Linked DNA regions of Mus musculus: regions 1, 3 and 4 are each linked to region 2. The links are chromatin loops, found by intact Hi-C in ENCODE. Cell type or tissue: heart. All regions are shown on one strand. Region 1 overlaps Ints9 (integrator complex subunit 9). Region 2 holds the start of Extl3 (exostosin-like glycosyltransferase 3). Region 3 holds the start of Zfp395 (zinc finger protein 395). Region 4 holds the start of Fzd3 (frizzled class receptor 3).

Evidence for each region. Hi-C counts contacts between places; a loop is a spot of excess contacts. Peaks named below come from ENCODE experiments on the same cell type or tissue, not always from the same donor. Only the 100,000 strongest peaks of a DNase experiment are listed, where the experiment ranks them.
Region 1: it touches region 2 in a loop (2.4-fold over the local background); 2 of 42 quality-filtered maps call a loop at or near these places.
Region 3: a loop joins it to region 2, with 1.9 times the contacts of the local background. A loop is called at or near these places in 3 of 42 quality-filtered maps.
Region 4: it touches region 2 in a loop (2.3-fold over the local background); 3 of 42 quality-filtered maps call a loop at or near these places.

The regions. Positions count from the first base shown.
Region 1 is chr14:65,021,402-65,029,401 of GRCm38, forward strand. It overlaps Ints9 (integrator complex subunit 9), which reads left to right. Exons shown (of 17, transcript NM_153414.5): 11 at 5,004-5,064; 12 at 7,485-7,656. Among named protein-coding and RNA genes, the nearest start is that of Gm52118, 21 kb to the right of the region's middle. In heart, a CTCF peak has its summit at 4,955 (motif pointing right); a DNase peak (open chromatin) is centred at 4,950; H3K27ac peaks cover 1,066 bases.
Region 2 is chr14:65,094,597-65,102,596 of GRCm38, forward strand. Extl3 (exostosin-like glycosyltransferase 3) reads right to left here and starts at 3,510. Exons shown (of 7, transcript NM_018788.3): 1 at 3,401-3,510. It overlaps Gm52119 (a long non-coding RNA gene), which reads left to right and starts at 4,774. Exons shown (of 3, transcript XR_003951142.1): 1 at 4,774-5,494; 2 at 6,109-6,180; 3 at 6,332-8,000. In heart, a CTCF peak has its summit at 3,516 (motif pointing left); DNase peaks (open chromatin) are centred at 2,995, 3,565, 5,415 and 6,155; H3K4me3 peaks cover 1,982 bases; H3K27ac peaks cover 5,488 bases.
Region 3 is chr14:65,353,964-65,361,963 of GRCm38, forward strand. Zfp395 (zinc finger protein 395) reads left to right here and starts at 4,713. Exons shown (of 10, transcript NM_199029.2): 1 at 4,713-4,792. In heart, no CTCF peak of the experiment used is centred here; DNase peaks (open chromatin) are centred at 4,498 and 5,078; H3K4me3 peaks cover 3,887 bases; H3K27ac peaks cover 5,409 bases.
Region 4 is chr14:65,262,248-65,270,247 of GRCm38, forward strand. Fzd3 (frizzled class receptor 3) reads right to left here and starts at 216. Exons shown (of 7, transcript NM_021458.2): 1 at 85-216. Fbxo16 (F-box protein 16) reads left to right here and starts at 4,371. Exons shown (of 8, transcript NM_015795.2): 1 at 4,371-4,536. In heart, CTCF peaks have their summits at 32 and 3,975 (motif pointing left); DNase peaks (open chromatin) are centred at 254 and 4,274; H3K4me3 peaks cover 2,623 bases; H3K27ac peaks cover 2,118 bases.

The DNA.
Region 1 (8,000 bases), 73 kb before region 2:
TTTCTGTGAGTTTGTTTTGCAGGTGTGTGTTAGTTCATAAGTGGGCAAGCCATGTTATGTAGAAAAACAAGTTATAGAAAATAATAGAGACCTGGAGCCCACAACACCACTGTCCAAATAAACCCCATCTGACCTAGAAATCATGTTGAGTAGTTAACATTTTTTTAGATATCACCTTGTCAAGTTTCACTTCTTAATTTTAAATTCTGATTTTGTTTTCCTAAAGGGGTTGCAGCTCAGTAGTGCAGTGCTTATGTAGCAGAAAACATTCAATAACACTAAACCATTATGAAACCTTGTGAAGAGCAGCAAATGTTTGTTTTCCCAGCACTTGGGAAGCTGAGGCAGGAGGAGAACAGGTTCAAGGCCAGACTGCTACAGCCCATACCTTGTCTCTTCTTTCTTTGAAAGAAAAAAATGAGCACACAGTCAGCACGTACTGAGCACACAGTAAGCTCACAGTGAGCACACAGTGAACACACAGTGAGCATACAGTGAGCACACAGTGAGCATACAGTGAGCACACAGTGAGCACACATTGAGCTCACAGTGAGCACACAGTAAACATACAGTGAGCACACAGTGAACACACAGTGAGCATACAGTGAGCACACAGCACACAGTGAGCACACAGTGAGCATACAGTGAGCACACAGTGAGCATACAGTGAACACACATTGAGCACACAGTGAGCACACATTGAGCTCACAGTGAGCACACAGTAAACATACAGTGAGCATACAGTGAGCATACAGCATACAGTGAGCACACAGTGAGCATACAGTAAGCACACAGTGAACACACAGTGAACATACAGGGAGCACACAGCATACAATGAGCACACGGCCAGCGCACGTGGCTGCAGTATTGTCTCCTCACATCACTCACATCTATATACTTAGCTTATTACCTTCTCATTGGCTGGCAGGGCTTTTCCTTTTAAGAATAAATCTTAAATTGAAACTATTCTGTCTATATATGATGATAGCATTTGCCTTAGGTAAGTTACTAAAAGTGGAATTACTGGAATAAAGGGTAGGAATATTTTTAATGTTCATTATCTAATACTACTTGCCAAAATATTTTTATGTAAATTATTCCTTTTTTGCCCATTTACCTCTTAAAGGTTTTATATCTCTATTACATATTTGAACTCTGTGTATATATTAAAGATATTAACTTTTTGTTAACATACTTTAGCCATTTTTCCCAGTTTGATACTTTTTTTTTAATTTTATCTTGGATTTCTTTCAGTTTAAGTAATAAACTTTGTACCTTAGAATAATTTTAGATTTACGGAAAACCATAATGACAATAGAGTTCCCGGACACCTTTCACCTACTTTACCCCAATGTTAGCATCGCTCAGGGCAAACACATTTATCAAAACTAAAAAAGGGAGTGGAGGAGCTCTGAGTACTGCTCCAGAGGACCCAGATTCAGTTCCCAGGACCTGCATGGCAGGTCACAGTTGTCTGTAACTCCAGTCCCAAGGGATGGTAGGCCCTCTTCAGCCTCTGCAGGCTGTGCACTGCACATGTGCTACACAGACAGACATGCAAGCTGAGCACACATACACATAAAATGAAAATAAGCAAATCTTCAGAAAAGAGAACAAGAACTAAGAAGTAATAAGAGAGCAGGGGTAGCAGTGTATGCTTGCAATCTCAGCAGTTAGAACCCTGAGGGAAGGAAAATCCAGAGTTCAGAGCTAGCCTCAGCTACATAGTGAGTTGAAGCCAGCCTCAGCAACATGAAACCCTGCTTCAAAGAAGTGGTGTTAGCCGGGCAGTGGTGGCGCACTCATTTAATCCCAGCACTTGGGAGGCAGAGGCAGGTGGATTTCTGATTTTTAGGCCAGCCTGGTCTACAGAATGAGTTCCAGGACAGCCAGGGATATACAGAGAAACCCTGTCTTGGAAAAAAAAAAAAAAAAAAAAAAAGGAGGAGGAGGAGAGGAGGGAGAAAGAAGAAGGAAGGAGGAAGAAAGAAAGAAAGAAAGAAAGAAAGAAAGAAAGAAAGAAAGAAAGGAAGGAAGGAAGGAAGGAAGGAAGGAAGGAAGGAAGGAAGGAAGGAAGGAAGAAGGAAGAAAGAAGCAGAAGAAAGTGGTGTGTGAGCCCATGCTGCAGTGTCCATGCAGAGACCGGGCAGCCAGGCAGGCACCACAGCTTGGAATGTCCTTGGCACCCACAGAATGAGTGTGGCTGCCTAGGAGAGGAGCAGTGTCAGCGGCAGCTCCTCAAGAGGGCATGGGGAACATTAGGGAAGAGGGAGAAGGAAGGGTGTAAAGAGGAGAAAGATGGGGACGTATGATCTTCCCTCAGAGAGACTTAGCGATCATGGTTTACCAAGGAGAGAACTAGAGTAAAAGTCTTCCTCCTTTTCTAAGCTCTCCCGCTGTTAGTCGCTGCCCTCCTCCTAGCCAACTGCCATTCTCCTCAGCTACACCGGGAGTCCTCTAGGCAGCTGGACACTGTCTGAAAGCAGCAAGGGACTGAAAGTGTGAAAGCGTCATTAAGGCCATTCCAGTGTGACCTGGAGCCCAGTCAGGGTCAGAGTCCCCACTGGCTTTAGACTCCCTGCTTTGCTTTGCTAGCCCCCTTTGTACAGCGGCCTGCAAAGCACTTGCTGCCTAACAGGAATTCGGTTGCTTAATTGAACAAGTGCTAGCTCTAGAGTGGAGTAACTCAGCAAGGGATTGTGGTGGAGCCAAGTTAGGCCTGCTAACCCCAAGCCAGGACCAACATCACTCCATTCCAGCTCCCTGCCTCCCCCCTTTCTTGCTTAGAAGAGTGTTCCGGGGGGAGCACCCTCAGGCCCAGCTGCTTACTTGTGTCTGCTCAAAACTACTCTGTGCTTCCTGATCTCAGGGGCATCTGCTGTAGTCTGCAAAAGCCCCCTGCTCCCTGCTCTACCAGTATCAGCCCCAACTCCAGATAAGGACACTTTTGTTTGCTTGCTTGTTGGGTTTGTTTTCTTTTTAGGGGAGAGGGAAATTCCCAGAGCCTCTTCCTGAGCCATAGTGCCCTCAGGAGTGCAGGACTGCAGTAGCTGTAGCTTTGGGGGGCACAGCATCTTGGGGGAGGGGTGACGGGTATTACAGACTCACAGAGCTGAACTCCAGCAGCTGCAGTCTCAGCAAGGTGGAGGTCCCTATCTGTTGTGCCTACGTGAAGATTCTAGAACTGAGGGGAGGACATATCTCTTAGCAGAAAGCACTTTCCTGTCACTTGCGGGTCACTAATCTGCAAGTGGTCCTGTGGTCCCTTCTGCATTGCCCTCTACTGTTCAGGGTACAGTACTAAGCTCTCAGATTTCTCCCTCCTGAACCTGAAATGCAGACACAGCTAGTGTCCAAGAGCTAGTATCCATTTAGATGTGCAGGTGATTCTCTGAAGGTGTCTGCCATGTTTTTACCTTCTCCCAAAAAGAGATTTTTACAGAAAGGTGAAAGCGCTGGAAATATGGCTCAGCAGTTAAGAACACCGACTGCTCTTCCAAAGGTTCTGAGTTCAATTCCCAGCAACCACATGGTGGCTCACAACCATCTGTAATGGCTCACAACCATCTGTAATGGGATCCGATGACCTCTTCTGGTGTGACTGAAGACAGCTACAGTGTACTCACATACATAAAATAAAAATAAATCTTTAAAAAAATAATAATGAAAGGTGAAAGAAAACTATAGATAGAAAAAAAATAAATACATTTTGGGGACTTAGTCTAAATTCTCACCTCTGAACCTATTGTTTTTACAGTACTTTGACAGGGTCCTTAAAAGAGAGTTCCCAAGCTAGGCATGGTGGTGCACACTTTAATCCCAGCACTCAGGAGGCAGAGGCAGGTGGATCTCTGAGTTTGAGGCCAGCCTGGTCTACAGAGTGAGTCCCAGGACAGTGAAGGAGAGAGAGAAAGAGACAGACAGACAGACAGACAGAGACAGACAGTCAGAGCCCATCGGCTGGCCAGTTGTTGAGCTTTCTGGTCTTGTTTGTCACATTGCAGTTTCCGAGGCTCCTCTGTAGCTTTTGTTTTGAGCAAAGTCTCTCTAGGTATGTAACCCAGTCTGGCCTCAAACTCTAATCCTCCCATCTCAGTTCCCTACAACTGGTGTGAGTAGTGCTACTGTAATGGAGAGGGCGTGGGCGGCAGCAAGAAGCCATGTCTCAGAAAGGCACTAAACATAACATGGTGTCTCAGACTGGATCCTGAAACAGGAAAAGGACCAAGAGTGGAAAGCAGCCCAGATCCAAATCAAGTCTGGGACACAGTGCCAAGGCAGAGTTCTTGTCTAACATGCACAAAGCAAAACTCAAAACAGTTATAAAAATGGTAGCTCCAAAACCTGAGTGTCTAGTGTACAGCCCCTGCGCGGCTGCCCGGTCTCTGCACGGGCACTGCTGCATGGGCTCACACACCGCTTCTTTGAAGCAGGGTTCGTGTTGCTGAGGCTGGCTTCAACTCACTATGTAGCTGAGGCTAGCTCTGAACTCTGGATTTTCCTTCCCCCAGGGTTCTAACTGCTGAGATTGCAAGCATACACCACTACCCCTGCTCTCTTATTACTTCTTAGTTCTTGTTCTCTTTTCTGAAGATTTACTTATTTTCATTTTATGTGTGTGTGTTCAGCTTGCATGACTGTCTGTGTAACACATGCGCAGTGCACAGCCTGCAGAGGCTGAAGAGGGCCTACCATCCCTTGGGACTGGATTATTTTAAACAAGTAGGGGTTTTTTGTTGTTAGTTTGGTTTGGTTCGGTTTGGTTTGGTTTTGGTTTTGGGGTTTTTTTTGTTTGTTTGTTTTGTTTTGTTTTTGTTTTTGTTTTCATAAAAGCTGTACTTACCTGAAACAGCATCCTGCATGAGCCAGGCCCAGCTTTTATTCAGAGTCAATGCCAGAGTGAAAGCTTTAAAAAACTGGAGTGTTTAGTGTTTGTGCTGCTGCCACTAGGTGGCAGTAGACGCCCAGTACACTGCCTAACACCTGTGTCTTCCTCTTTAAAGGCTTTGTCACAACAAACAGAGTAAAGTTTACCTCCCAGAACCACCTTTCCCACATGCAGAGGTAAGAAAATACCAAAAGGGCCCAAACGAAATGTGGGTGGTGGTGTGACATAGGATAGTGGCAGTCTTCATGCCTAAAACAGCCCTAGGTAGAGCCAGGTAGAGTGGCAAACGCCTGTAAACCCAGCACTGCGGGAGCAGACAGGTGTGAGTTCCAGGCCAGCCTGGGATCCAGCAACACTAAGTCTTAAACTATACATGCGCATGCGCGTGCGCGCACACACACACACACACACACACACACACACGCTGTGAAAGGGGCTGAGTAAGGTACAGACCTTTAATCCCAGCACTGGGGAGGCAGAGACAGGCCAGCCTGGTTTACAAAGTGAATTCCAGGCCAGTCAGGTTTACACAGCAAGACTATAATTCAAAAAAATAAATAAATAGAAAGGTTGAAAAGTACTCCAGCACACAATTCATTTAATTAATTTGCTCCCTCTAATAAACACATCGTATTACCATAAGTCTGGGCAGTTCACAGCCCTCCTGTTATAGCTTATTCCGGGGAATTTTATTCTGATATCTACTCCCACCTTCCATAGGAGCAAATCTATTACCAAATGTTCTCTCTAAGGGCTGGAGAAATGCTCAGTAGTTAAAATTAAAAGCACTGGATACTTTTCCAGAGGACCCAGGTTCAATTCCCACCACCACGTGGTGGCTCACAAGCATCTGTAAACTCCAGTTCCGGGAGATCTGACTCAATATATACAGGCAAAAATACACACATTAAATAAAAGTAAACATTCTCTTTAAAATGTTCCTTCTAGACATGTCAATCATATATGTAAAATTTATTTAATTTTCAAATTATTTATATATATATGTCCATATATGTGTGCATCAGTTACCAACCTTAATCCTCCCCCCCCCCCCCACCTTGGTTTTTTGAGATAAGTTTTTTTGTTTTTGGTTTGTTTTGGTTTTGGTTTTGGTTTTGGTTTTTGAGACAGGGTTTCTCTGTGTAGCCCTGGCTGTCCTGGAACTCACTGTGTAGACCAGGCTGGCCTCCAACTCAGAAATCCGCCTGCCTCTGCCTCCCGAGTGCTGGGATTAAAGGCGTGCGCCACCACGCCCCACCACGCCAAGCTGAGATAAGTTATCCTACAGAAGCTGGACCTTATTAATTCAGCCAGGCTGGCTGGCTTTCAGGCCTCAGAAATCCTCCTGACTGCACATCCCCAGGACTGGGCACACATAGGCACACCAGCTTTTCATGTGGGTGCTGAGGGCCCAAACTCAGGTCCTTACAGCAAGCACTTTACCAACTGTGTATTCCCTGGACCATATGGGAAGTCCTGTCCTTATAGACCTGCTGGGTGTGTCTGTGCCTCTGTTTGATCCCCATCAGTGGTTTGCATCTCACTCGCTTTCCTCTGGGTGACTCGTGGTATTATTACTGTGTTATTGCGGCCAGTCATCAGTCCTATATCACAGATACACAACAGTGACTTAATTCACTCTTAATAGTTCTCCTGTTATTGGACAGGTTATTCCTTGATTTTTGTTAAAAGAATTCTCGGCTGATATCTCCATTTCAGAAACAGCAGTGTCCGACACAGCTATAAACACACTTGGTGCCTCTGTTCTGTATACCATAATACACGAGAATATTGCCGAAAATGCACAAGAACTCTGGATGATGCCCCTACTGTGTACTCAAAGGCCCATCCAGAGTTATGTGGGCTTTGTGGTGCAACCTCTGCCTCCACTCCATTGTCTTTCCCAGAATGCCAATGTTCAACCAACGTAGTGTGCAGCCTCTTCATATTCTCATCTTTTGCTTAGTAATGCATTCATCTCCATCTTCTCATAGCTTCTTCAGCACTGAATTCATAGTCCATAGTCTTATCTTGATGTGCCAGTTTATCCGTTTACCAACTGCAGGACATGTTAGTTGTTTTCAAGTGTTGACAGTTGTAAGCAAACTGCTGTACATGTGGATCTTAAGCTATCAGCTCCTTTGAGTTAAATATCAAAGGAGCATGATTACTGGGTCCTCTGGTAAGTGTATATATACAACAACAAAGTCTTCCACAGTGGCTGTGCCATTTCTCATCCCACCAGCAAGGAGGGAGAGAGTCCTCTGTACTACACTCTGGCCAGCATTTGGTGTGGTGGGTCTAACATCGGCCATTGTACTGGATAAGGAGCAGCGTCTGCTGCTGTGGTTGGCATTTCCCCACTGGTGCCTGGTTCTAAGTGTCTCCAGATACTCACTTGCTGTCTCGCTGAGTTATCTCTGCCGACCTCTGGCATAAACCAGGTTGTTCAGGTTGGACAGCAGGCCTCATGCAGGGGTAGCTTTTTAGTCTTCTCCTAGTCTGTGGCCTGCCGTCTTCGATTGTATTTTTTGGTCATTTCTCCAGCACAGCTGGGTTCCGCGGCCAACAGCACTTGGGTTTTTGTGTGTTTTAGCTCATTCAGACGAATAAGCTGAAGCACTACCGCAGCATCCACGGTGACTTCAGCAATGACTTCAGACAGCCGTGTGTGCTGTTCACCGGACATCCTTCCCTCCGCTTTGGGGACGTCGTCCACTTCATGGAGCTCTGGGGGAAGTCCAGCCTCAACACCATCATATTCACAGGTAAGGGTTAGAGTCCTTCCATCGGGCTGATGGTGCCTGAGCCTACAGCGCAGAGAGGAAAGCATAAATATAGCCCATCAGCCTTGCACACTCTAACCTCAGCACTGGAGAAGCTGAGGCAGGAGGATCGAATTCCAGAGCACCCTGTCTCCAAAACTAAACAGGAACAGCATAGATGCAAAGGAATAAAGGTGAAGCCATGTTGGGCAACTGTTGATCAAGCATAACTTTCATTTCTGTTCCTTTTTGGTTTTTGGGTTTTTTGTTTTGTTTTTTTCAATACTGAACTCTATCCTGCTTTGGATAGGATTTTATAAGGTGTTGAGAACCTCGATGATTCTAAC
Region 2 (8,000 bases):
GGGCTTCCTAGACCACATGCTTTTCCACACTTTACTGCACCCAGACTTGATCTCTGGGATACGTGCAGGTATTAACTACTAAACAGATTAGATTCTACACTATATTATGTATGTGCTGCTCTCCTTTGTATGGCTCCATCCTTGGGATGTTATTCATTTATTTTTTTAGATGTATTTATTATTATACGTAACTACATGGTAGCTGTCTTCAGACTGCAGCAGAAGAGGGCATCAGATCCTGTTACGGGTGGTTGTGAGCCACCATGTGGTTGCTGGGATTTGAACTCAAGAACTTTGGAAGAGCAGTCAGTGCTCTTACCCGCTGAGCCATCTCACCAGCCCCCATCCTTGGGATTTTAATGGTTCATTTGGATGCCTCTGAGCAATACCCTACAACACACATTATAGACTATATAGAGGAGCCACACTATTAAATGAGTCTCTCTGTCCCTCTGCACCTCAAGGCTACAGATTTGGTTTGTTTTTTTGTTTTTTGTTTTTTGTTTTTTTTTTTAAAGAAGATAGCTCAAGCGGGTAAGAGAACTGACTGTTCTTCCAGAGGTCCTGAGTTCAATTCCCAGCAACCACATGGTGGCTCACAACCATCCGTAATGGGATCTGGTGCCTTCTTCTGGTGTGTGTCTGAAGACAGCTACAGTATACTCGTATAAATAAAAATAAATTTTAATAGAGATTTCTTTTTTAAGAGCTCCAGCTTCTTTTACACCTACTTATATCACCCAAGACACCTGAAAGACTTCAATCACAAAAGGTGCGTCTAAGAGGTTCAGGCAGGAGAAGACAATGCTCACACGTTAGTCTACCTCTGTCCTTGAGTTCTCAACTTCATCTGCACACAATCTGCTATTTCATGGAACCTATAACACGTGAAAAGTCTTTCCCGTTTGCTCAGCTGTCCCATTATCACAGATTCTCAAAGGGAGCAGATACCAAAAGTAAAAGGAAATGAATGTAAATAAAATGTTTGTTGGTTGGCTTATTTTTTGACATAGGCCTCGTGTAACCTAGGTTGGCTACAAACTCTCCTATGTAGCTAACGATGACCTTGGACTCCTGGTACACCTAGCAAGCTGGTTTCAGGCATGTGCTACTAGAACCTGCCTGCAAAGAAACAACTCACCAAGAACTTTCTCAACTCAACTTAGTTCTCCAGCAAATATTATTGAGTAGTTTTAGAACTTTTGATGGAAGAGCCTTGGTTTGTGTGTGTGTGTGTGTGTGTGTGTGTGTGTGTGTGTGTGTGTGTGTGTTTTCAAGACAGGGTTTCTCTGTGTAGTCCTGGCTGTCCTGGAACTCACTTTGTAGACCAGGCTGGCCTTGAACTCAGAAGTTCGCCTGCCTCTGCCTCCCAAGTGCTGGGATTAAAGGTGCCCGGCAGCCTTGGTTCTTAGTCCTTGCTTCACACTGAACTATGTACAGAGACAATTAGAGCCTCACCGGGACTCCATCTGGTGAGACACTCTTATTTCTAATACCTTATTTTACTTTAAACAATACCTTTAACCCCTCTCCAGCTACCACCAAAGCAAAGGCTGTAGCTCAATGGTAGAGGGCGTGCCGTACAGCATGTGGGAAGCCCTGGGTTCCACAGGTAAAGAAGCAAACCAACTCAGTCACTCAACTGACAGGCCCTGCTTCACTCCTTCCCCACCTCTCACTGACCTTTCCCACTAGGCTAGAGATCATGGCTTATAGCAGGCTGGCCTGGAACTCCTGGTGAGCCTCTTGCCTGCCTACACACCCCACACCCTGGTCTAGCGCCTTCACACAGCACAGCGTTTTCCAACCTGCACACTTCCTTCTGAAAGCTACTAGCCTATTTTAGACCTCCCCCTCTCTTCTAGAGTCCATTTTTCTCTCCCACCTGGTTACTGAGGTCTTTTACTCTCACAGGCAAAAAACAAAGCTCTCAGACCTAATCACTAAGAGATTCCAACAGACACCAGGTACTTAATAATGGTTTTTTCTTCTAGAAAGTGAGGATGAGAATAAACACACACACACACACACACACACACACACACACACACAAAGCTTTTTGTTAGTTCTACCTTCACCTTTGGTGTCCAAACTGGTGTCTCAAGGATTCTGAAGATGCTAGGTCTGGATTTGGTGGCTCCAGCTTTATAATCCCAACACTGCAGAGGCTGAAGCAACAGGCTCACCAAGAACTCCAGGTCAGCCTGGGCTACAGCGTGACCCTATCTCCAACAACCAAACAAAACAAAACACCCACACACAATTCTTAATAGCCACAATTCTAGGTCTCCTCCAGAAAGCATTCAGACTAACGTCAACTCTTCAGGCTCTTCAGGCTCTCCACGGGCAAAGATCTGGAAATCCTCACAGGAAATAGATATGTTTAACACACCAAGTAAGAGTTTAAGAAAGTGGTTTTTCTTTCATTACGATTTATATAAAAGTCCTCTGCTGGAATAAGCTGTTGAGAAAGTCTAGTTTCACTCAAGATTATCAATGCCCCAGGGAAGAACCACCATCCCAGACTCTACAGAGAGTTATAGTCATTGAGTCAGAGGGGAAAGCTAACTGTTGAGCAATAGACAGGAACCTCCAAGCCTGCTTGGATGGATGGATGGATGGATGGATGGGAAGGGAGGGAGGGTAGAAGAGAGAGGGTCAAGAAGTCCAGCCTTGAAATGCCAGACTCTCCAAGTGGAACAAGAACAAGACAAAAGTGAAGAACCGCTTACTGCCACCTCTTAAATCACATATTGACTTTCCTCTTCCCCAAAAGAAGAGGATCTATTAAAGGCCTTGAGAATTTAAAGAGCAGCGATCCAGGCTGGAGGCTGACACCCATCGACTTTCAGTGGGCTCAGGGCCGTGGATATCTCAACAGAGGCTAAGCAGCTGCTCACTATGGACTAGGGCAAACACTCGGTGCTGCCCAGCTTCTCGGGCTCTGACATGGGGCTGTCGCCAACAGAACAGTCACTCCATGTGGGGCGTCACGGGGACCCCCAATCCCTCAGCTGTGGCACACCCAGGCCCCGGGAGGACACAGAGCACAGCAACACCTGGACCCCTGGCAGGAAGTGGCCACCTGGAGAGAAGAGCCCGACGGGCAGCGGCGCGCAGCTGTGCCGAGGAGAAGCGGCCAGATGTGGGAGTGATCGCGGGGAGCTGAAGGCTGCGCTTCCACGGGAGATGTTCCCGTGGGCCGCTAGTGCCCGGCCCCAGCGGAGCGAGGCCCCCGCGCGGGGCAGGCCTACCCGGCTGCGCCGCCGCCGCAGCTCCCAGGCACCGCCGCTCGTGCCCCCGCCCGCCACAGCCGCAAGCTCAAGGCTGCCCGGTGCTTCCCACCAGCCTTTCCAGCCCTGCCCGGGTCCTCGGGCTTCCATGCCGCCCGGACTCCTACCGGCTTCCAGTCAGTAACGAGCCACCGCCGTTGCCTGCGTGAAAGTCCGCTTCCCACAAGCCGCTCTGGCCGCCGGCTGCGCGCCTCCCAGGCCGCGCCGGATCCTCCACTCCCCCTGCCGGCCGGATCCTCCACTCCCCCTGCCGGCCGGCGGCCATTTCCGACCCGCGCCGGCGGAACTTGCCGAAGATGGGCCGGAAACGGCCGAACCTGCGTCTGCCGAGCGAGAGGAAAGCGCAGAGACATTCGTGACTTTCCGGACGCGTCCGAAGGCACAGGCGGAGGGGGGCGGTGGGCTCTGCCCTCCTGGATCCCAGGCGCAGGCTGGGTGCCAGTGATTGTGAGAAGGGCCAGGAGCCTGGAGAAGAGGCCCCATTAATCTGGGTAACCCTCAACCTAAAAATAAGCCCATGCCCAAATGTGGTACCCCGTGCTAGCAATGACCCACAGTTCTGAAACACTTTTAAATATTTAGCTGCAAATAAAGGGCGGGGCTGAGTAGATGCTTAGGGGGAAAAAAAATCCCCGGCTTTGCAAAACAGATTAATCAACCTTGCAAGTTATGGACTAAAAGGAGTATCTTTTAAATACTTTAAAGCCAGGCTCTGTGGTTTGGGAATTGGGAAGACCCTTCTACTACAGAGAGAATATAGAGAGAAGGGGGGGCAGGGGCAGGGAGGGCTCAGAGGAGGCAGAGAGAGACCGGGGGGGGGGGGGGGGGGAGGAGGAGAAGGGAAGGAAAGAGGGAGGAGATAGGATCAATTTTAAAAGTAGCACGAGTTAATTTAGAAAACAGTTCAAACTCATCTATTAAAATTAACAATTGTAGTATAGTTTAAAGTCAGATTGCTTCTCCGTATTTATTTGAGTCCCCCAAAACAAGGCTATTGCCCCAGGGCTTCCTCCACAGAGTCCAGACACACCCAGCTAGGTTAGCTCATTTCCATCCCTGTGCTTGGGTGGTCTGTTACTTTAAGGAGAACTGCACCCCAGAGATGGTTTCACAGCTGCTGACCCTTCCACCTGCCCTTCTTGGGAGCACCCAGACCCAGTGCTCAGGACAGGGAGGCTGAGAAAACAGGATTCCACTCCCACGGCAGACTGAGTTAACCATTCCCTTTGCAAAACAAAACATTTTTAAAACCCTGACAGTTGATTTTCTGGAGCAGTCTCCTCATCTCCTGATCTCTCCACCCATCTCCAAGTCAGGCTCCGCTCTTTCCCTCATCTATCCTATTTTACTCTCTTGTAACTATGATAAAACACCACGACCAAAAGCAACTTGGGGAGGAAAGGGTTTATTAGGCGTACACATCCCAGTCACAGTTTATTATTGAAAGAAGCTGAAGCATAAACTTTAAAGCAGGGCAGGGCCCTTGGAGGCAGAAATTGAAACAGAGGCCTTGAAGTTAGGCTGTTCACTGGCTCGTTTCCCATGGCTGGCTCAGTTTTCTTTTTTTCTTTTTTTTTTTTTTTTCTTTTTTACACTAGAGACCACCTGCCCAAGGGTGGCTCTGTGCATAATAGGCTGGGTCTGCCCCAGACTTGCCCACAGGCCAATCTGATAGACGAGTTTCTCCCTTCCCCCCTTCCCTCCTCCCTCTCTCCACTTGGGGGAGAACATTTTGAGGTCTCCCTCTACATGGCTATTTTGGAACTCACTATGTAGACCCGGCTGGCCTGAAACTCACAAAGATCTGCCTGCCTCTGCTGGGATTAAAGGCACGTGCTACCCACCCATACCTGAGGTTCCCTCTTCTCAGAAGATCCTAGCTTGTGTCAAGTTGACAACAACTAACCATCGAACCATCCTTCCTCCTTCCCTTTCTGGGGACATGTAACGCTCCTCTCTCCCACTGATGAGCGCAGGAGGTAGAAATTGACTAGACAAGGCTGGGGCGCAGGGAGTGATCGGCCTTTTCTTGGCTAAAGGCTGGAAATAGGTCAAAGATGCCACAAGTGCCTAAGCCAAGTGCCACCAGGCTGGAGAGGCCAGGAAGGAGGTCGTCGTCTCCTACCCCTTTCCTGGACGCCATACTGAGGCTGTGACCCAAACTGCAAGGACCTCGACACCTGGCATGAAAGCTGAACTGGGTAACTCATCCTCTTTCCTGCCTCCATCCGCTAAAGCCCAATTAACTTGCAGGCAGTGACGCTGCTCAGTGGGGTTCCAGCCCCCGGGGGTTGGGGGGGAGAGGACCCTTCCCGCTGGACAGGAGCGTCTCTGTCTTTCTCTCCCAACAGTAGGTTTTTGGGTTTTTCCACCTAAATCTCACCCCCACTGTGGTACATGAATTTCATTCTTTGAATTTGGGAAATGAGAACCCGAAAGCATCTAGCTTGGTTTTGATGGCGGTTGAGTTTCCAGGATCCTCCCCTCTCAAGCTAAGCACGGAAGAGCCGAGAAAGGTTCTGCTGCCATCAAAGATGCCAGGATATCCCTGTATCGCTATTTTCTTTGCCATTCACGCCAGCCTCTTCCTCTCTCTCTTTAAGGAGAAACAAACACACAAACCCAAATCTCTACTTGCACCACTGACATATCAAAATATAATGACTTCCCTTTTTTTTTTTTTTTTTTTTTTTTTGAGACATGTCAGGGAAGTAGGAACAAACTTTATGAACTGGAGAACTGAAAAATGGAGAAAGCTTTGTCTGTTCGACTTGAAACTTCCCTTCAGCAGTTTGTCTACTTGGCTTTCTTCCAGAGATGTGTAGCGGCGGCAGTGGCAGCAGCAGCAGCAGGAAGAGCCCGGCAATGGGACAGGATAGGAGGCAAGGTAAGAATTTCCAGGGGTTGGTTCATCTCCATTCTGGCAAGAGCAGACTTGCAGATAACAGCTGCCTGGTGGACTTAGTCATCCGTTGGACCTCAGTAACAACACATTGCTGCTTCTACCTCTGACTGACTTGATGTCACCTGTACCTAAGCTTTAGGGAGAAAAAGGAGATCCCTGTGAAACTTACTGGACATTATATCTGGCTGCTGCTCTCTGGTTGTCACCCAGGATCTCTCAACCTCGTCAGTCTCCTGCCCCAGCTCCTTCTAAAAGGTATGCCAAACTGGCAGTGTGACTCTGGCTTTCCTTAACACCTCTTGCCACTGTAAGCGGTTGCTGATTATCATCAGTTCCATCGACAGCAGTTCCCCCGCTGCAGGACTCCACTCCTTGTTTTGCAGTGGCGCCCTAGATACCATCACAGCCACAACATCCCCCAAATTCATATTTTATGAATACTTACTTGCCAGGCAGTAGGTTACACCCTTTACATGCCTGCTGCCTCATTTTAGTCTGGCTAGGAATTACCACCCTACAGAGGGGAAAATGAAACTCCAGGAAGCAGAGGCCTGGGACCACAGAGGGCACAGCAGAGTCCACGACTCAAAACCATCCTGACCTGGAACCCCACATTCTTGACCAAAACAATCTAGGTAATCCACCAGGATGTTAAATTTACTATTTCTCACAGTGAATTCATTTCTATCCCTTCCTCCTGGCTCTCCCAGAATGTCCTGGTTTATAATGACTTTACCTTCATCTTTCCCAAGACAGGAACTCCAAACCTAGCACAACCTTCACTTCACTGTTTCTCTTTACACTTACATTCAGTCACCAAGACCTAAAGCCTTGACCTCAGGGTCTCCACCACCCATCTTTCAAAATTCTAATATCTACCCTGGATCAAGTCCTTTTTATTCTTCCTATGGACTTAGCTCTTCACCAAAATTTATGGCTCAAAAAGCTTTATCATATTCACAGTGTTTCTTTCAGAAAGGAGCTGAAGTCAGAATACAACAAAGCCAGCTCCCGCTGGCCTCACCCTAGGTGGAACTTTTACAGTGCTTATCATCTCTACCTTACATTTCAGAACTTAATCAGAAATAGGTGGTCAGCAGTGGTGACCCAGAGGCAGGGGGACCTCTGTGAGTTCAAAGACAGTCTGACTGGTATTCCAGGACCACTAAGACTGCACAGAGAAAACCTGTCTCAGAAAAAGAAAAGGAAGGAAGAAAGGAAGGAAGGGAGAAAGGAAGGAAGGAAAGAAAGAAGGGAAAAGAAATAGGCTTGCATTGTGATTTAACAACCACATAAAGAGATCCCTCTGTCCTAAGGAATTAGGATAGGAAATTAGGAAGCAGAGGCTCTGTTGTGCCACTAGCCCCTAGTGACACAGTGTCTGCCAGCGGTGCTTTGCCTCCAACAGTTCCTAATTTTAAGTTTCAGAATGACATATGTGACTGTTTTAATTTGGATCACATGTACCTCGATTAATGCAGCCTAAGCAACAAATCACCCCAAACCCACCTGTAAATAGAGCTTATGTCCAAAGCACAGAGACACACGCCATTCTCTCATCTGTTTATACATCTGGCAAGGTGAGCGCCTACCAAAGGTACCCAGTGCTGCCAACATGCCGTGCCCTCACACCATGACAGTCACCTGAAGAAAAGACACTCCCAGATAAAGTCTAACAGCACTCGTAGGAGATCAATTCAGCTACACAGAATGAAGTTAATTTGACACATTCTGAAAGCCTCTAGTGGTAAACAGTCAATATCCGCTAGGGCAACAGTAAGTTAAACAGAAGTTCACAGTAT
Region 3 (8,000 bases), 260 kb after region 2:
TAGTGGTATAGGCCGAAGATCCAGTTCACACTGGAAGTTTCATTCTACTCTAGATAAATGGCTGAGAGGCCGGGCGTGGTGGCACACGCTTTTAATCCCAGCACTCGGGAGGCAGAGGCAGGCAGATTTCTGAGTTTGAGGCCAGCCTGGTCTACAAAGTGAGTTTCAGGACAGAGAAACCCTGTCTCAAAAAACCAAAAAAAAAAAAAAAAAAAGACTGGGAGCTTCCCAAGAGGCCTGGAGCCCACAGAGCATTTAAAGCATGCTTTGAACCGAGGAGCACCTTGACCGTAGATCACTGCTACTCTCTCCTCAGATGCGATCAGCAGTTCATCTAGCAACCACTGTCTAAGGTCCCATGCAGGACATTGCCTATATCATGGACAATGAGACTGACCTGCAAATGTTTAGTCTTATAGGAGATTAAGATGAAAGAGTGGAGATTTCAGTGAGGAGGGGGTAAATTGAGGGTGCTCTGACCCTGGGAGAGGCACCTCCTCCTGCTTTGGAGGCCAAAGGAAGCACGTCAGAGAACTTGCTCCTCAAGTGTTTCTGCTTAGGGATGAGCAGGGAGAGAGCCATGTAAACCAGTGAGTGTGAACAGGGTGGTTTAAGCAGAGAACACAGCCAGTGACAAAGGAAGACATGCGTTCTGCTGAGCAGCTGAGCATGAATGGAGCGGACAGAAAGCAGAGAGGGAGGCAGGTGGTGGCTCACCAGGAGGGGTTCTATGGGCAGTGCTGGATCTGTATTAGAAAAGCTTCAGGCAGCCTCTGGGAAGCCTTAGGCAGAATTAAGAGGTTAAGGGAAGGATAGATTGGAGAAGCCACGCCTGTAAGCAGTAGAATCAAGAGTCTGAGGAGGGTGACCATTTTAGGCTCATAAGTGCCCCAAATATGACCTATTCATGTGTCTGTACAGCATTAGGTAGGGGCAGGGACAAAGGTCTGGGTCTGCTTTGCTTAAGCTGATAGGAGATAGTCTTCAAAGGGTGGGTTACTTGAATGGAAGGAAGGCAGAAGGTGCCAGCACTTTTGTAGAGAGCCAGGGTGTGGGAGAAAGGAAGGTCAGCAGGCCAAAGATGAGACAGCCCTCAGCACAGGCAAGACCTTTAATACAGGGAAGCAGAAACAACAGGACTACAAACTCCAAATGTCAGTTTTGCAAGCACAGTTGGCTTGGCATGCACTGGGCTGCATGTATGTATTCAGGGCCAGGGACTGGCTTCTGAGGGAAGGTGCTTCATGCTGGGGTTTGTGTTGAGACCAGGCATCTGTGATAATGGGGCATTCTGAGTTGGGGCTAAAGGGAGGCACTCTGGGATGTATACTATAGCAGTAAAAAGGGATTTGCATCTAACATATGCTGGGAGAAGACATATGTTCCTGAACAGCCTGTGATTCCAAGAAGAGATTTCAACCAGAACAAGCCATGGGCTCTGTTCCTATTCAGAGTATGGCTCACTTTGCACACAGTGGGGCATGTGTTTTGTCAACTAAGCGAGCATCCCAGTTTGATCAAGACTCAGTCATTCTAGGAAGTGTACGTTTGGTTAAAACTTTAAATGAAGGGCTGGAGAGATGGCTCAGTAGCTAAGATCATTGGCTGCTCTTTCAGAGGTCCTGAGTTCAATTCCCAGCAATCACATGGTGGCTCACAACCATCTATAATGGGGGTCTGGTGCCTTCTTCTGACATGCAGGTATATAGGCAGATAGAACACTCATATACATAAAATAAATAAACAAATATTTTTTAAAAAAAGTTTAAATGAGATAGTTTAAGAAAAATAAAAAAGGTGATGGTGGTGCACACCTTTAATTCCAGCACTTGGGAGGCAGAGGCAGGTCAGTCTCTGAGTTCGAGGCCAGCCTGGTCTACAGAGTGAGTTCCAGGACAGCCAGGGCTACACAGAGAAACTGTCTTGAAAAACAAATAAATGAGTAAATAAATATAAAAATAAAAAATAAAGAAAAAATGAATTCAGGCTGGGGATTTAGGTCAGTGGTAGAAACCTTGTCCAGCAGGCTCAAAGCCCTGGGTTTAATCTCCAGTACTGCAAAAATAAATTAGTAAGTAAATAAATATCAGTAATGGTGGTACATAAATGTAATCCTAGCACTCACGATGCAGAGGCAGGTGGATTTCTGTGAGTTCAAGGCCAGTTGGGGCTATACAGAGAGGCCCTGCCTTAAAAAAAAAAAAAGCAAATAAATAAAAATTATAAAAAGAAAAAAATTGGGCTGGAGATGTTGCTCAGTTGGCAGTATGATTGCCCAGTATGCACGAATGAAGCCCTGGGTTTGGTTCCCAATGAAACATAAATGGATGTCGGTGCCTGCCTGTGACCCCTGTTCTTGGGAAGTGGTAGAACCCTTGTCTATCTAAAAAGCTTAGTGTAGGCTTACTTACAATGCTAAAGATCCTGTCTCGGAAAACACAGTTAAACAAAAACCGAAGCCAGACCCTCATCCCTTTACAGAGCCTAGCCGTTTAAATCTTGCCATGTTGCTCACACTCCAGCTGGAGACCTACTCTGTGTATACAACTTTCATTTAGCTCAACAAGCACTTCTGGAGCCCCGGATTTTACTATGAAGACTCACTTGTCTCAGACACCCTAGTCCCTGGGCTACAATGATCAATTACGTGCTTTGTTTTCTGTATTGCTCAATTCTGAGTGAGCAGCAGTCTGCTTGTGAGGAGGCCAAGCGTTCCTTGGGGCAGAGACTGTATTGCAAACTTCAGGGTGATCAAGAAAGACTTGAGAGGAGGGACTGACTATACAGAAGCATTTGGGGACAACTGGAACAAGAACAGAAAGCCATGCATGGACTGCATATGTCCCTTTAATCATAAAGTGTACATTTCCAATCCATATCTTCATGTTAAGGGAAGGCTTTGTGTATTAAATAAAGTCACCGATGTGATGCCCTATAACACTTTATTCTTATCTGGAAACAGAACTTTTTCCTGAGGTTGAGAATTAAAAGGGAGAAGCAGTCTTGGGTGAACTACACCCTGGGCAGGCTGATCCTAGAGCAGGTAAGGCAGGCATTTGAAACTAGTTAATTCATCCATGTGGGGCTGTCTTGTGCACAGCAGGATATTGGTGGAATACTTAGCCTTCAGCAGCTTAAATGACAGTGAGAAATCACCCTCCCAACACCAGTAAAAATATATCTAGATATTTTAAGGACAAATTAATATTATTAGGGATAAAAAAAATCACCCCTAGTTGAGAATCATCTCCTGTAGGAATTTTGATTCCAGTTGGATAATTTTATTTCAACAAATAGTTGAGGGCAGAAAAAAGGACATACTATTTTTTTAAAATGTATTTATTGTGTATGTACAGGGCTGGAGTTGATTCCCTCCGCTATGTTGTGCATGTTGGGGCTCTAACTTGTGACATCAGACTTGGTCACAAGCAGTGTTACCCACGAGCCCTCTTGCCAGTTCCCAGGACATATTGTTTTTCATTTGCCGTGAGCTAGGCACTATCTCTAGTTACACTGCTTTGTTTTATAGATCAAGAAGCTGATGTGTTTAGGGCTGAACCTGCTAAAGATGCCAATGCTAACTCAGCTCTTAAAATGGGATGTGATTCCCAAGCTCTACTAACACTCCACGGCCTCCTAGAAACACAGGAAGTCCAAAATTGGAGGTGAACTGCAACTTCGAAGTATTTTAAAACTTTTTTTTTGAGAAGGGAGGGGCTATTACTCTTTTACTCATTAAATTTGATTGTAAACACACACACACACACACACTCACACACACTTAGACATTCGCACACACCCCTCTCCACTGTCCTTGGCCTTATCTAGAAAAAACACAGAACTACACAATGGAACCGCTTCGATTCTCCCTGTTACAAATTATCCAAAAGCCAGAGCCTAACGGTGCCAAAAAGCAACCGGTATTGTTTACACAAGGGCTGAAGGCTAATAGTTAACTTTCTCCTATTTAATTCCAGAAACAGTAAACATCGCCTCGCGCTACAACTACAAACGAATAAAAGTCATAAAACTGGAGAAGAACACTCTTGGTCCAAAGCGAAATGGAAAGGTTGGGTTTTCAAGCGCTTCCGCCCTCGCGCGCCGCCTCCCGCTACCCGGCCTCGGGTCCCTGTCGCCCTCGCCAAGCTCCTGTCCCTGGCGCCTAGAGCTTCTGGCTTCCTTTCCCGCCCTGGGGCGCGCTGGAAAAACAACAGCCAGAAACTTTGGTTGGGTTTGCAGTTCAGTTGGGGGGGGGGTCGGGGGGGGAGTCAAAAAAAAAAAAAAGGAGGCGCGGGGGTAGCAGATACGCTAGTTCGGTTCCGGGTGGTGCTGAACGCTCGGATTTCGGGGTGGGGGCTGGGGAAGTGGGTCACAACTCGGTCAGGTTCAAGTGCGCATGTGTGAGAGGAGTCGCTCCAGCACTTATTGAGCGCCCACTGTGTACCGCCAAGCAGGGTGTGTGGAGCGCGCGCGCGCACGTCCGGGGCTGGGGCTGGGGGCGCGCGAGTCGTGCGCGCGCGTGGCCGGGGGTGTGTCCCTGCGTCTGGCTGGCTCGCGGGCGGACTGGCTGCGAGCGGCTCGGCGCGCTCCCTTCCCGGGCGGGGGAATCCGGGCCGGGTTGTGGCCGCGGCCGCGTACGTGAGCGCAGTGTCCCGGAGAGGGAGGGCAGGCCGGCCAGGTGGGCGCGAAGGCGGCGGCGCGGGAGGCGGCGCAGTGCAGGGGCCGCGCCGGTGGCGGGCAGGGCCGCGGCCGCTGCAGGGAGCCGAGCTGTCTGGGTCAGTGGCCGGCCGAGGTGAGCTGCGCGCGGGACCTCGCATGGGTTGCAGCCCGGGTTTGGGGCCGACAGCCAGGGGTGGGTGGGAGACCCGGGAGGCTCGCGCGGCCCGGGCAGGACCGGGGCTGCTGCGGCGCTGGCGGGGTGACTGGGTGGGGGTGGCCGCTCTCCCTCTCACGCGTCGCCTTGTTTATGTCGCGGGTCCTACGGCCCGATCTCCCTCCCAACTTTGAGTGGTGGCCGGGAGTGGCCTCGCGGGGCCACACTGACCTGTTAACCTGCTCCCTTTCCGGCTGAGCCGTCAGCCCTGCGCTATGCGCGCCCCTGCCCTCTCCATAACCAGAGAGTGCCGTGCTGCGGGACTGGCCTCGCGACACACCCTCTCTCAACCCCCTTCTTGCGGCCCCTTTCGCCGCCCCCTTGGCTCTAAGCCTTCCGGGCTCACCCCGGGTCCCTCCCGGGCCGTGGCACTGTGGGCCTCTGGAGTGGCCCATGGGGGCCTGCAAAGGGAGTTTGTCATGGGCAAACAATTCCAAGGCTTCCTGCCTGGGAGTTAAGGCTCTGCACCTTCACTTTAGGGCCCTCTTGGAGATCTAAAGAGACCCACCTGCCAGCAATCTTGCAGGAGCCCTGTTTTCCATCCCTCCCTTTCCTGTGGTTCTGGAGGACTTCCACCAGGCATGGGTTCCCATGATGCCAGGCCATGGCACAGGGGCTATCTATAGTTCTTCACTGCTTTCTGCAAGATCCCTTAACAGAATGGTGTAAAGTGGAGCAGTTTGTTTCAAACTGAGCAATCAACAGGTATTGTAGCCTGAGGACATCCTTCTAAGGGGGGTTGTGTAAATAGAGGTTCTTGCTTTGGAAGGGTGAAACACAAGGAAATTGGTTAGCCCACAGGTACCTCTGAGAAGCCACTCTGCCCTCTTCCCACTGCCAAGCTTTCTGGATGATGTCTCTGAAAGCTATGAGAGAGAAATGATTTGAGAGCTCAAATGCAAATGAACGTGCAAGGGCTGCAAAGTTACTGTGCAGGCTCAGGCACAGGAGGCATGGGAGATAAAGGTGGGGAAGGGAATACGGAACTCAGTTTGAAATAATTTCCACCTGTGGATAATTCCCTGGCAAGACTCAGTCAGAAGGAGGAGTTCACAGGTGACAAGTTTACAAAAGGATGTCCAAGGGCTTGCTTGTCTTGGTGAGAAAGGCAATAGAAGACTCATAGATAACACCCGTCGGGGCTTGTAATCTCTTGGAGGACATAGAAAGACTTGAGCATGTGAAATATGACTCCAGATGGGGCACAGTTAGTTGTCACAATGCCAGGTGCAGAACTGGGTGCTGTTGGAGGTCACAGGGAGGGAGGGAGCTATGGACTGGAATTACCAGGCCTGGGCTATGTGTCCTTGAAAGATGGGATTTATGAAAATGGGATACAAAGTGGAGATGAATATGGGTTTCTCTAGAGTCCAGGAGATGGCCTTGGCCCTCCTGGAATGTTTCCTGAACAGTAAGAGATAGAGAGAGGAATAGTGGCTGAGATTGTGAAAGTCCTAGAAAGTCAGACTGAGAATTGGACTTTTATCCAGGGTGGACTGGGAAGACAGTAGACCAGGGGATGAGGTAACAAGGATATTGGTAAAGAGTTTTGAATCTGATGTTAGGAGACAGACCAGTGAAGTAGCCTGTTGCACTTTTGGAGTGCTGTGGGTTTGGACTTGGTTTTACTGGAAGACACTGCTGTTGAAGTAATCTGTTGACGGGGTGGGTGAAGGGAAGAAATGAATAGGAATTAATTCCTGGAGGAAGCTGATCACACACCAGGGCCTGGAGCTGCTGTAGTTGTTAACCGGACTCTAAAATGTGTGTTTTGCAGAGAAGATGATTGCCACTTGGGCCCTAGAGAGGTCTCTTTTGTTTTATCTGGAAGTAGGTATGTTGGTGTTAGTAACTGTGGCTCTGATAGGTTATGCCCTGGAGCAGAGTGTATGGAGACCCGTCAGGGAACCCAGGGAACAAGCTCGCAGTTGTTTTGGTTGTAGGAGCAGCAGAGAATCCATGCAGGACTGAGGGTCTGACCTGCAGGGCTTCTGTTTTGACCTTTTACTGGACACTGTCTGGATTTGGCCCTGGATGTGGAGGAGCAATGCCGGGGAGTGGGCTTCTAGGGAAATGAGGCCATTTATTGTAAGCAGGGGTGGGGGTGGAGGGAAGTGGGGTGGGCTTTGCTGGAGGAGAATGTTAGACTCTGCTGCGTGCTGAACTTTACTCTTTACCGAGATGTAAGTCTCCTGCACTGTTTGTGCAGAGAGGGATGAACAGCAAGACCAGTTAAAGGAAGACAGGAATTTAGGACCTTTTGTGTGGGTCTGGTTTATCCCAGTCCCATCCAGTAACCCTGTCTCAGGATTCTGGTGAGAAGGCATAGAAGGGAGCCGGCACTCTTTTGAATTTTTTTTCCTGTCCACTGGAGTCTGCTCTCTTTTGCAAGAGTGACTTAGGGTGATTTGCTGAACAAATCCCCCAAGTGTCAGCGTGCAACATCTGAATTTGAAGAATAAGGTTACAGAAGGTTGTGGCATGAGCTGGGATTTTCGTTTCAGCTGCTTACTTCTCTGAGATGCAGAATCAGTGAATTGAGGGGGAGAGGAGCTTGAGGGATGGGACTGGAGGCCGTAAGGGCCATGTTCTCTCCTCCTTTCTCCTGTTCTTTCCTTTGGTTCCTTCCTCTTTTCTACCTTCCTCTCCTTTTCTCTTCTTCCCTTGTCGTCCTCCCCTTCTTTTCCCTTTCCTCTTCTCCCTTTCTTTTCCTTCTTTCTCTTCAGTCCTTCTTGCTCTGTAACCCAGGAGCCTTGAATTCACAGCAATCCTCCTGCCTTGGCAGGCCTGAGCCGTCACAGGCATTTTTTCCTGACAGTAACAGTTGTACAGAACAGACACGAGTGAATTCTTTGGCTCATTGTAGGGCAGTGCTTGTATGCAGTTGTGACCGTGACTGTGCTCTAAGGTAAGAAAGTTGAGAGCGGACAAGATGGCTCAGTGGGCATCGGGGCTGGCCGTTGAGACAGATGATCTGACTTTGATTCTCAGAATTCACATGGTGGAAGGAGAGAACCAACTCCTCTAAGTGCAGACACACACACATACACACACATGCACACACACACACACACACATGCACACACACACACACACATGCACACATACACAGACACATGCACATACA
Region 4 (8,000 bases), 170 kb after region 2:
GGGCAGGCGCCTCGGCGCTCTCCACACGCAACGCTCCTCTCCCGCCCTCCCGGCCCCGGAGGAAACGTCGGCCGCACGACTCACCTCACCGCCGGCCTCCGGGCTCTCCCGGGCAGCGCCGCTGGCCCCGCAGGCAGCCGCGCGTCCCTCAGGTTCCCCGAGCGGCCGAGGACCGCAGGCGCGCCGAGCCTTCGCGAGCGTCGAGGCGCGCGGCCCGGGGAGGGAGGTGCGCGCGCACGTGCCGCGCATGCGCGCTACGGTCAGCCTCCTATCCAGCTCCTGGCTGTGCAGCGCTGACCGGCTTCGTTGTTCTCAGCCTGGCGTCCTAGGTGATAGTGACGTCTTGAGCGCCGCGCGTCGGTTTGGTGGTTCCCAGCGCTGGAGGCATTCATCCAACATGTGCCCAGTCCTTCTTGCAAAGTCCGCCTGAGCCAAGTTCTCAGTGCGGGTCCAGTGCGGAAGCCAGTGTGCCAACCTCGGACCTCGGGGACTCACGGTGAAGGGTAGTGCCGCGCACAGGTAGCAAGGGACACCCGGTCTGTTGCAACGCTGCACTCTGACCGGCGAAGCAGGTGCACACTTCGCGTCCTCTCCACCGAGACCTTACTATAAACAGACGGAGCTTGTGCTCGCTGGTGACATGCCTCATCTTCCGCTTAGAGGGCTCCCCACTCCCTTTGCTATATGCACGGCTTGAGGAGCTGAAAGATTTCTTTAGAGGTCATCTAAACACAATTTTATTTTTTCCCAACAGGGAGAAGAACTCTCAGAAAGGTTGGATGTCTTACTTAGTCACACAGCATTTTAATGGAAGAGCCTGTATTCAATTAATCGTGATTGCGTTTCTCTTTGTTACAGGGTTTTACCTATCTTTCTTTTTGTCCATCTTCAACTTAGAGTCCATGGCTTCATTTGGTTCTCTTGGTAGCTCACAGGACATACAGCAACGTTGGCCCTGTTGCAAGTGATTGTACTTGACACTACTGACCCTTATGTTTATAAATGGCTACGGTGAGAACATATGGGCTGAAGATACAGTTCTGTTGGTAAAACATTTGCTATACAAGCGGAAGAACCTGAGTTACATCCCCAGAACCCACAAAACAACAACAACAACAAAATAACAACAACAAAATCAGTCCTAATAGCAGGCACTTGTGGTCCCAGTGCTGGGGAGGTGGAGCCAGGGTGGGTCCTGGGGCTAGCTAGTCACTCAGCCTAGCCCATTTGGTGAATCCCCAGGCCAGTGAAAGATTTGTCTCAAAAAACTAGGTGGAGAGCAACTGACTAACACACCTGTAGTTGACCTCTGGCCCATAGGTGTACAGAGAGACAGATAACAAGAGACAGAGTCAGATATAATTTTTAAAAGGTTCTCAGGTAATTTAGTGAATGCTGAAAAGTCTTGTGCTCAGGTCAGTCTCACATCAGAATTGACAGAATTTGATAGGCCAGCGTGATAAACAAAATCTGAAATAGCAATTTCCACTTTCCTTATTGGCACTTGTGCAGCAACATTTTCAGGACAATAATGTTGATTCTTAGGGCCATTCCAGGCAAATCAGCATGCCCCAGGGACCCAGTGGTGTCTCTTGATGAGAGTAAATGAAGAGGCAGGTGGTATATGGGGGTGGAGGAGAAACTTTGTCATAGCTTTATGTAGTGCTAGATCCCCATTACTAAGGCACTGGAAATGTGCTTGCAGGAGCCTTCTTACTCAGTGTACACAGTACGCTATAAAAACAGACACAGGCCACGCCACTGCTCACATCAGCAGATGGGGATGACACAGACACAATTACAAATATATCAACATCGTCAGGTCCCATAAATAAATACAATACTTAGCAGAAAAGGAAACTGCTATATATAAGTGGTAGTACATCTTTAAAAACTGTCAAGAATAAATCACTTGTAAGAGTGAACATATATGCCGGGCAGTGGTGGTGCATGCCTTTAATCCTAGCACTTGGGAGGCAGAGGCAGGTGGATTTCTGAGTTCAAGGCCAGCCTGGTCTACAGAGTGAGTTCCAGGACAGCCAGGGCTACACAGAGAAACCCTGTCTCGAAAAACAAAAACAAACAAACAAACAAAACAAAGAGTGAACATATATATAATGAAACTGTCCAAAAAGGAACAAGAAGGCGGTGCACAAATTGTTTTCTAGACATAGCAAGGACAATGGGATCTGTGTGCGGAAAGGGCTACTACATGCATGTCTGGTAAACACACAGAGAGGGAGAGAGAGGGAAGGAGAGAGAGAGGGAGAGAGAGAAAGAGAGAGAAGAGCACGCATATTGGTGGAAACATCTTTGTGGAGATACAAGTGTTTGTTATAAAATCTCTAAGCTTTTCTTTATGTGTGATATGTTCCACACAGAAGTAATGTCAAAGTATCACAAGACACTGGGCTATGTGTGCATGTTCCTTAGGAACACAGTGGGAATGGGGTGACTCACAAGGAACACAGTGGGAACGGGGTGACTCATTCCCCTTTAGGGGAGCAGTCAGTTGGAGGAACTGTGGGACATGAGGAGACCCAGAAGGTACTGTTAAGAGCAGAGAAGAGGGGATCCTCTATGAGGAATGGAAACATTCAAATCCCATGGGGATAACTCCAGATGCTTTCTAGGTCCCATCTCCCTTTCCTTCCATGTTGTAACCACTAATAGAAAGTCTTTAACAAGGGGGAACTTCACAGAGAGACTCAGCCACCTAGGCATTGTTAAAACTGGTGCCTTTCTGGATGAACCCGTTTTTTGAAACCATAAATGTTAACTGGTAATGCATGGTAATTTAGTATGACATCTTTACCTGCCTCCCCCAGGCCACCCCCTCACATCCCCAAAGGCTTTGTCTATTCATTTACATACAAGCTGGTCATTTGGAAAAACCACTAAGTTGGAATCCAGACAACCTAGGTTCTCGTTTCAGCTTTGCCACTTACTGATCCACTGTTAACTTAGGGAAAGCGCCAACCTCCACGAGATGCACTGTCCCCTTTTCATTTAAATGGTAGATATGCAAATTCTGCCTATTTAAAAAAAATAAATAAATGAAAGGGAAGGCTGGCAAAATGGCTCGTAGGTAAAGGCATTTGGTGGCAAGCCTTATTACATGAGTTCAAGCCCTGGACTTACGTGATGCAGAGACTCGGCTCCTGAAAGTTGTTTTCTGACCTCTACACATGGCAGACACAGGCTAACACTCAGACATAGATACACACATGTAAATAAACCTAAATTTAAAACTATACTATTTTTAAAAATGATGAAACACGTAGGATCTGTAGGACTGCTTAAGTTGGAGGTGTCCGTTGTTTTAGTACGCAAAGGTAGTTTGGGAAGTTGTATTCTTTTTAGGTACTGGGGTTAAGTTTTGGTTTGCTGCTGCTTATCAAAATTGTTTTGCACTGTTTACACAGGCATGGGATTTCCAACTTCTCGGAATTCTTCAGGACTTGTTATCACAGCTACTAGATCCGTTGGTTATTTGCACATTACACTGTTGAGTTTCTCTCATTAGATTTCTCTTATGTTTTAGACAGGGTTTTGGAGTTCTGGCTAGTCTCCAACTCCCTTTGTAGCCAAAACTTTCCTAGGAACCCTGACCCTCTTGCTTCCACCTCCGTAGTGCTAGGATTGCAGGATTGAGCTACCATTCCCGCCTTCAGATTTCTTCCTTCCTTCCTTCTTTCTTTCTTTCTTTCTTTCTTTCTTTCTTTCTTTCTTTCTTTCTTTCTTCCTTCCTTCCTTCCTTTCCTTCCTTCCTTCCTTCCTTCCTTCCTTCCTTCCTTCCTTCCTTCCTTCTCTCTTTCTCTCTTTCTTTTTTCTTTCTTCTTTTTTTTTAATCCTTGAATTCTGTGGTTCTCACTACAAGTTGGGTGCTCAATACATTTAGCTAATTAAATGTGACTGGATCTTAAAACCTAAATACAGTTATTCTTATAAGGGCGTGCCATCTGCTGGTTCCCTGGCGTATCTGTCACTTGGCTTGGGGCAGTTCCCCCACGACCTCCCCTCCCCTCTGCAGGTGCTTTTTTTCCCATCTGACCCGTAGCCAATTGTTATTTCCTCCGTCTGGGCAGTCTTAAAACCTGGCATAATGGAGTTTGCGTTTCGGAGCTCCCGAGTGACCAGAGCAACACAACTGAGCATGCTCGGTCTGTTTTGGAACACAAACGCAGCAAGTCTTGAAGGGAGGTTTTTCAAGGCTGCTGGTTTCAGGATTGGATACAGCTTCCTCCAAGAATTTTATCAAGATGTTACAGCTCCTCCCACTCACCCGACTGCCACACTTTCTCCTTTTATCTCTGTGCCCAATTTTGGAGCCAGCCTTCCTTGGATACCCTGGCCAATCAAGAGTCCACACATTGTTGCCTAAGAGACCCCGGATGCCAGCGACAGGATTTATAGATGGCGATTGGCCTGCTGGAAGCAGTAAGGTGGGGGCTGAAAGGAGTCAAAGAAAGCTGCCCTAGTGCAACGATAGCAACCCCAGAACCAGAGGCTTGAAGAAGGAAGCCAGCTGCTGAGGTGAGCAGTGGGTAGAGCAGGAAAAACACGGAGATTCTGAGAGAGCTCCCCAGCTTCCCAAAAGCTTGCTGGGGCTCCTGGGGATTAAAGTGCGCTGCGGTTTCAATGGCTGCTTCACACCTCTGCAATTAACAACCAACAATTACAGTGCAGGTCAAGCAGTAGCTTTGAGAACCATGCATTACAGTGCTTATTTCGGTTTTAACTATTTGAATATAGGGTGAATTCCTATTTAAACCTACCCGCCCTCTATTTCTGATACTGTGCGAGATCCCCTTTGTCTGGTGATTTTACAGTGTACTGTGGGAGAATTGTGTGTTAGCAGAGAAACTCAATCCTAGTCTTCGTTGTAACCTCCGAATAAAACTCTTGACAACCTTGAGTATTTCCTCTGTGCCAGGGTCAGCATATTCTGAGTTTCAGTGTGCAGTCCCACAAGGTTTAATTCTCAAACTCCCCCTCCCCATGCTCTTCCAGGACATTTTCCCCCTTCCATTGAATAACATTTATTGAGCATCTACTATGTACGGCTGTGATACTGTGACTGGAGTTTAAATGAGCAGTGACAGAATACACGAGCCCCAAAGCATCAGGGCCTCATGCCACTGTCCTTACAGTGGTCAGGCTGTCAGTGGATTTGGACAGAGTACAGGAAAAGGGGGCACTAGGTTGAAATAGTTACATTGAGTTGACCCAGACTTCGAGTTGAGGAATTGGAATTCCAGTCATTAGTGAGATGAGACGGTTTGGCAGCACAGACCCTGCAAGAGGCAGGTGGATCTTTGTTACTTTAAAGCCAACCTGGTCTACATAGCAAGTTCCAGGCCGACCAGGGGTATGAGGCAGACTCTATCTCAAAACAAAAACAAAATCGAGACAGAACAAAACGAAACTTAGGGCTTGGAGTATCGAATACTTGGTAGAATGCTTGTCCAGCATGCATGAAGCCAGAACCCAACTCTGCATAAATCAGGCGTGTGGCGAACACTGCAATCTAGAACTTGAGAGATGCAGGCAAAAGGATCCGAAGTTTAAGGTCATCCATGACTTCAGGAGCAGGTTTGAGGCCTGCCTGGGATAGATCCTTAGGAAAATTATTGTGTAATGGGGATGGTGTGGACAATGGCTCAGAAGATTTAGGTCAGACCGGAAGCATGTGACAACTGGGACCTCTGCTTGGGTGTTGGGCTTTAGCTTGGAGCCATATGTAGGGGGTGAGAACCCTGGGCCTTCTTTCTACAGTTTTATCCCAAGTTACATGAAACACAATGACAGGCAGCCATTAAAAGGAAAGGGAGTCATAAGTACCTGCAACTTGTACCTGTGGACAAGGATGAGACAATCTTTGCTGTCTTGGTAGACAGGATGCAATTATTTATTGTATGTGTTATGTGAAAACTTCTGTGTTTTGAATAGTAGCCAGTAGTTTATTTGTGAACTTGTGTATGCATACAAACTATGTACACTGTTCATCTTCTGGGATTGAGGGAGGAGGGAAGAATCAGAAAAGGAGAATTACAAAAGATAGATAAGACGTCCCCACTGGCATGCCCTCTCCATGACTGTCACCAAGAGTAGTGCCTCCTGGCTAACCCCACCTCCTGGAAACTACCGCTGCTGCTTTGAAGAAAGCCTAATCTAAAGTGGTTTTCAGTCCCAAGGAACCAGGAGGAAGAAAACAGCCTGGGCAGACCCTTAGGGTATCTTTGAGAAAAGCTACTTTAGCTTCATTCAGAAATGGTACCTAGAATACATCAAATGGCTTTCCACACATGCAAGGGAGCTTCTCAGATTAATACAGAGATTTTTTTTTAACCTGGGGGAAGCAGAATTTTAGCTTCATGTGTATTTTCCTAGGAAGAGATGCATAGATTTTTATCCCGGCAGCTTTATGATTTTTAAAGCAGCTACTGTCTTAAAGGAAGAAGAAGGGGGGCGGGGCTGGACACAGTGACAAACTCCAGTAATAACAGCACTGAGAAGATTGAGGTGGTGAGATCTTGAGTTTGAGGGCATCCTGGACTACAGTAAGTCCCTGTCTCAAGATAAAAAACAACAAGCAGTATACAATTTTACCTGAACAGATATGAACTAGGTGGCGTTGCTTTGTATCTGTGGTCTTCCTGCTCACCTGTGTGTGTCTGGCTGCTAGTTAGCCATGCTGCAATAAAAGTATTCCCTGTGCCTTTTGTAACCTACCTAAAAAATGTAGTAACTTAGACATTAGGAGCTGAGAAAGGCCCAAAGGCTAATCTGAGCCCCTTCATACCAGGGCTTCAGTGGCAGAACCATGGGAAGGTGTTGACTATTGAACACTTCTCAACATTGTTCATTTATAGAGTCATCTCAGCCATAGTTCTACTTGTGTGTGCAAACCCATCTTTTAGGGGGGAAGTAGAAACACTGAGGGCAGGCACTCACACTACTGTCCATTGTAAAATATTCCATCATGGTCCCCTAAAGTACAGGTTTTGGGAGTTCTATATCTGACAAGTTCTAAGAAAGATTGAAGGAGATTACTCAGGCCACCTTGGCAAGACTTTTCCTCTCTTTATCTTTTAAGCATCATTTTGGAGATACACATACCTAGGATTTTTTTTTTAAACTGCACAAAGTGGGGATCGAGAGATGGCTCAGAAGTTGGGGTGCTTGTTGTTCTTGTAGAGGACCCAGGTTCAATTCCCAGCAGCCACACCATGGTTCAAACCATCTATAGCTCCAGTTCCAGAAGACCTGATGTCCCATTCTGAACTCATCAGGCACTAACCATGCATGTGGTGCACATACATATATACAGACAAGACGTGCACACACAAAAATAAATAAGTTTAAGAAAAAATTTTTTAAAGAAATAGAAGAACTGGTATTAAAAAAAAAACTTCACAAGGTTAAAAAAAAATGTTGCAAAACTAGACACAGCATCTAGCTAACAGATGCAGAAGAGGAAAGGGTGTGTAGCTTCTGGGGGTCAGAGGAGTGGGGGTAGCATTGTAGTCTGCTCAGGTGACTAATGCAGAAAAGAGTAAGCCACGGTCAGTCCATCTGTAACGTGATCCAATCACCCAGCAGCTGTTGTCATGAGAGGGCCACTGATGGCCCCTAAAGGAAGACAGAAAGCAGCAACTGGACACCTGGAAAATGAGCCAACCAACCCACACCAGTGGGGAAAAGGAATTCTTTATGGAAATTAAGCTACGTTGATTAAAAGTAGGCAGAGTGTATACCAGATCATCAAAACCGGCAGAATTCTTCCCAATAAACTCGTCTGTCCATCTCCAAAGCCGTGGCCTTGACCACTACATGTTTGCCCCTTTAGTATGTCTTAGGCTAGAACTCTTTTACACTAAGATCAGAGGAGGGGTGTTAATGACCCAAGGACAAAAAGTAGACGTTTGTTTTGAGACAGGATCTTACTGTGTAGCCAAGGCTGGCCTTGAAATCTCTATGGAGACCAATATGGCCTT